Regions from separate parts of the Mus musculus genome. Here region 2 is linked to region 1. A link is a loop called in an ENCODE intact Hi-C map of the cell type or tissue named here. Cell type or tissue: heart. All regions are shown on one strand.

Evidence for each region. Peaks named below come from ENCODE experiments on the same cell type or tissue, not always from the same donor. Only the 100,000 strongest peaks of a DNase experiment are listed, where the experiment ranks them.
Region 2: it touches region 1 in a loop (2.1-fold over the local background); 5 of 42 quality-filtered maps call a loop at or near these places.

What each region holds. Positions count from the first base shown.
Region 1 is chr14:33,803,004-33,805,503 of GRCm38, reverse strand. No RefSeq gene overlaps it. Among named protein-coding and RNA genes, the nearest start is that of 4930503F20Rik, 7.0 kb to the left of the region's middle. In heart, no CTCF peak of the experiment used is centred here; DNase peaks (open chromatin) are centred at 603 and 973.
Region 2 is chr14:33,694,311-33,696,810 of GRCm38, reverse strand. No RefSeq gene overlaps it. Among named protein-coding and RNA genes, the nearest start is that of Gm26228, 51 kb to the right of the region's middle. In heart, a CTCF peak has its summit at 1,226 (motif pointing left); a DNase peak (open chromatin) is centred at 1,220; H3K27me3 peaks cover 1,183 bases.

The DNA.
Region 1 (2,500 bases):
TATAAATCTCTCAGCACCTTGACATAAGCTAACTCCATAATGTAAAGGTGATATTATAGTGTCTCCCTTTCCAACACCCTAGATGGTTTTGAGCTCCTGGCTTCAAGCAAATAAGCACCCCAGTGATAGACACAGTGCAGGCAGGGGTTTGGGGAGCATCCCTTGATACAATGCAGGCAGGGGTGTGAGGAGCACCCCTTGACACTGTGCAGGAAGGGGTGTGGGGAGCACCCCCTGACAATGTGCAGGCAGCAGTGTGAAGAGTACCCCTTGATACAATGCAGGCAGCAGTGTGAGGTCTCCTGGGAGCTCACTTGATTGCTGGCATGTGTGGTGGCAGAGGCCTACTGATGTTTCTACAGCTCAATTGAGGGAGATGGAGATCAGGTTTTGCCAAGGTCCTATTGACAGTGACTTAAGAAACTGGGAGGAAGGATCTAGAATGCTCTCTGATTCTGTTAGCATTCTCCCCCAAGGGGTACCAAAATGAGATCTTGAAACAAACAGAGCCTCATTATAACTCAGACCTCTGCCGGCGAGCATCTCGCTCGCCAGCAGAGGCCCCAGGGAGTATTCAACTGATCTTAACTAAATGGCTCTGGAAGTGGGAAGCCAAGAGGCTTGCCAGCACCAGGACAGCACCCCAGACCTAAACCAGTCACGATGAATCGAACTGCCCCCTTGGGGGCACTTTACCATCTCAGTCTCTCTTGGGAAGGTGAGGTTTCTGTACAGGCAACAGACACTTGGCTATTACAAAGTGTTTTGTTAATATCTGGGGTCAACAGAGAAGTCAGGGTGATGGAAAACAGATAAATGCAGGAGTTGGTGACTGGGTTCCTCCTGGGGAGCAGTCCAGTCTGGGCAGTCCAGAGAGGCAGCCAGGCTGGCGGTAAGGGAGTGATCGCTATGTCTCCACCAGGAGCTCCAGATTGGCTGAGTCCATGGGAAATGTTCCTGCCTGTGGAGGAACACACAGAGTGCAGCACAGCGAGTTCTCATGCTGAGGTGGCCACACAAACACCCAGACACCCCTACTACAGATGTCAGACACTGGCCAATGGGTGACCATCAGTTTCTTGCTAGAACATCTGTCCTTAGCCCCAGCCCTAGATGGCCTCTCTGCTTACAGAGAAGTAAAAAGAAGACATATGTCTGAAACCTGACCACATCAGTTTCTCCTGCTGAATTGGACACGCAAACTGTATATGCCCCAGTACAGGGGAACGCCAGGGCCAAAAAAAATGGGAATGGGTGGGTAGGGAAGTGGGGGGGGGGAGGGTATGGGGGACTTTTGGGATAGCATTGGAAATGTAATTGAGGAAAATATGTAATAAATAAAAAAAATTGAAAAAAAAAAGAAAGAAAAACTGCCCAAGCCTCTTCCTCCAGGAAGTCCATCTTCCCAGCAACACAGGCTTCTGTGCATTGGATATATCGAGGGAGAGTGGACTAACGTACTCTCTGCCCAGCAAGGCATTTCTTACAGGAAGAGTATGCTGATCCTTAGTCACTCCTGGCTAACTCAACTTCTGGTACAAAGTCGGTGCTAAATGAACATGTTAGATCCACAAATAAATGTCTTGATATCAACTTAGCAGTAGCAGTTCACAAGATTGGTATATAAGCTGAGGTATTCTTAAATATACTTGCTGATACTTGAATTTCACAATAGAATTTGACTACTGCTTACTTCCCAAGGAGTGTTATTTCTCCTGGGATTGACACCAGCCCCCAAATCCATGGCAACTGCTTCAACCCACTAAGGCAAGCAGATTGTCTTTAATCAATGCTGACACTCTCTTCTGAAAATCCCTGTGCTATGTAATCACTTTTCTGGAACCCTTGTCCAGATACAGAAAGCCCAGTGGCTACACTGGATCATGAACCAAGGTAGGAGGCAGTTCTATCAACTTCTTCCTCTTCCTCTTCTTCCTCTTCCTCTTCCTCTTCTTCTCCTTCTTCCTCTTCCTCTTCTTCCCTTCTCCTTCTCCTCCTTCTTTTCCTCCTCTTCCTCCTCCTCCTTCCTCTTCCTCTTCCTCTTCCTCTTCCTCTTCCTCTTCCTCCTCCTCCTCCTCCTCCTCCTCCTCCTCCTCCTCCTCCTCCTCCTCTTCTTCTTCTTCTTCTTCTTCTTCTTCTTCTTCTTCTTCTTCTTCTTCTTCTTCTTCTCCTTCTTCTTGTTTTAGAGCTTTATTGTAGAAAGGCAGGGAGAAACGAGAGAAGGTAGAAAGAGAGAGGCCGGCCATGGCCATATGGAGAGAGTGGGGAAGGGAGAGAAGGAGGGCTTAGAGAGTAAGAAAGGTAAAAGCTTAAAGAGCTCTTTGACTCTTCTCTTGATGCCTGGCCACTGATGGATTCTGTTAAATAGACGTGGACTCACAGGGTTGAATGGTTCGGGTGCACAGCCAATTCAGCTAGTCTACACATATGCACACAGAGACCCACCCTCATTTTCATGATTCCAAGGCATGGCCTAGAGACTAAGGGGAGGTACGTCCAG
Region 2 (2,500 bases), 110 kb after region 1:
GTAGTCTTCCGTCACAGGAGAGCCTCACACACAGCTACGCTGTGTCTCATCTCAGGCAGCCAGGGACATCATCAGGACACATCTCATCCCCATGGCCTAGGGAGCTAGGGAGCTCTCTGTGGGCTGACTCCTCAGATGATCAGGGGCGGGGTGTCTGGGAGGGTAATCAGCTATGTGAGCTTGGAAGGAGCTTAAGCCCCGTGGGCCTCAGTTCTTTACCTATAAAACAGAAAGCCTACCTCTAAAATTAGATGTTATAGAAATCCCTCACCTGAAGGCCCCGAAACAAAGAGAGTAGTAGTGGCTGGTACCACTGATCCCTGTGGCAGAGGATGGCCTACATTTAGCCCTCTTGGTTACCTGTGGTGCAGAGATCACCTTTTGTCTTCCCCCCAGTGTACCGTGGCTATGTCACAGATAGATACAAAGCTTCAGGGACAGTAACTACTGAGCAAATATGGAGCTATGACTCCATGCCTTGCAGCCGTCCTGGCGTGATGCTCCCCTGGCTGAGACCCCCCCTTTGCCTTTCTCTAACTCCCCTGTCCTTGGGTTGGCTTGCTTTCACTCAGAGTCTGCTGTTGGCTCTGAGGCCCAGCATGTGCAGACCCAAGGCCGGCTAGTCACTGAACCTGCAAGGAAGGGAGGGTCTGGTCCCTCAGCTACTCATCTTGGCCTTAAAACAGCTCTCTTCACACATCACAAGTTCACTCCTGTGAGCGACATCCCTGGACAGAGGTGAAGCAGCTCTTGTGGGCTCCTGTGTCATCCTGGGCATTCTGAGGGCTATGGTGCTTGTCTTTTAGGCCATCATAAATTTTTGTTCCTATTTCTCTCCCAAAATCCACAGACTTCTATGGGACCTTGAAGAGACCGAGCTGGGGGTGCCCTTCCTGTTATGATGAATCCTGGGCTTGGGCTGGAACCCCTTCTTTTTTTCTTGCTTTTTTTTCACATCCAGCTCTGGACTGTGCATGACTTTCACAGGGCCAAGCAGAACTGAGGGGGTCCAAGAGTCCTGGCTGTTCCCTTACCCCCCACTGTGTGACATCCTGTGGTATTATTAGAACAGGAGGTGATGAGGTGAAGACGGTTTGTCAGCTAGGACCCGGGCTAGATTACCCTCTAAACCATGCCAGAGGTGGGCCCACACTCAAAAAAATGCACAAATGTGAATTCCAGCTGTAGAAGGGCATCCCGGCCCTCTCAGAGGCACACTGCCCTCTGCTGGTCTTGCTGAGAATGCAGCGCCACCGGGGCTCTGCTGCAAGGACCTGAATGGAGAGGGAGAATCAGATGGGGGTGTATGTGCACACATCACTTCCTCTCCCCCTCCCCCCCCGATTACTCATGCCACAGTGACATGTCTCCTGGAGATCAGCCCCTCAAAGTGTTGGCATTTCTAACAAATCAGTCGCATAGTTAGCCCATAGATACATGAGTACCTGTGGTGTAATCACAGGGCTGCAAACCGCCTTGTCCGGAGAGCCTCTGACTTCCATGTCTTGTGTTCAGTTTGTCAGAGTCCTATCACATCTAATGTCCCCTACCTCTATGCAACTTGTGTTTGCTCCTCTTTCCAGGACATGTGGCCAGGGTCCTTATCAAGTACTGACCTCTGTTCTCTCCTGCACCCACCAACCCTGCTGGCACTCAGTTCTTACCCACACAGCTTGCACAGGCCAAAATCCAGGGGTCTCTGATAAAGGAAGACTCATAGTTCCTTGAAATAAGACCTTATCTATAAGTCTCGGCTGTAATAGTAGAGACATACCTGAACATGAACTTGTTTTGGAAGGGTAGCAGCTGGCTAAGCCAAGATGACAGCAAACAGGGGGAGGATTTTCTGTCACCAGGAGCCATCAGAGGTAAGAAATGGCATCAACTCCCTGACATTCCTCTCCCAGACAAACTACTCCACCCACCCCAGTAGTAGTGAACCCTAGATACACCATGCAGCATCTGCGTCAGAGGCAGCCCATTGGACACACACACACACACACACACACACACACACACACACACACACACACGCCTGTGCCTCAAGCCTTTGGACACTCACTTGCTCCCTGATCCCTTTCCTACTAAACAGGGATCCCTGAGGTGCCTCCTAGAATACTCACACATCAAGAAGTATTCCTTCCCTCCCCTACCATTTCCAGAGCCCAATCTCATGCAGGTTCTTGGGGTTCTGTCTGAAAGAAAATACACAGAGAGAATACATCCTTTGCCTGGTCTCCAGAGGGAGCCTTTCAAAAGAGTTACATTCACATGGATAGCTTTGGTTCTCTGGAGGGCAGTGACTGGCCACCAGGGCTATGCGTCCTGTGGGGTGAGACTGGGCAGCCAGCAAGCTGTTGTTCATGCTCCACAGTAAAGCCAGGCAGGCCCTTCCTCCATTGGAGGAGGTAGCAGCCAAACAAGGGGCCTGGGATACAGAGCCCTAATGGCCCATTTAAGTAGCTCCCCTCATGCAGAAGTTTCCCACATGACCTTCTAG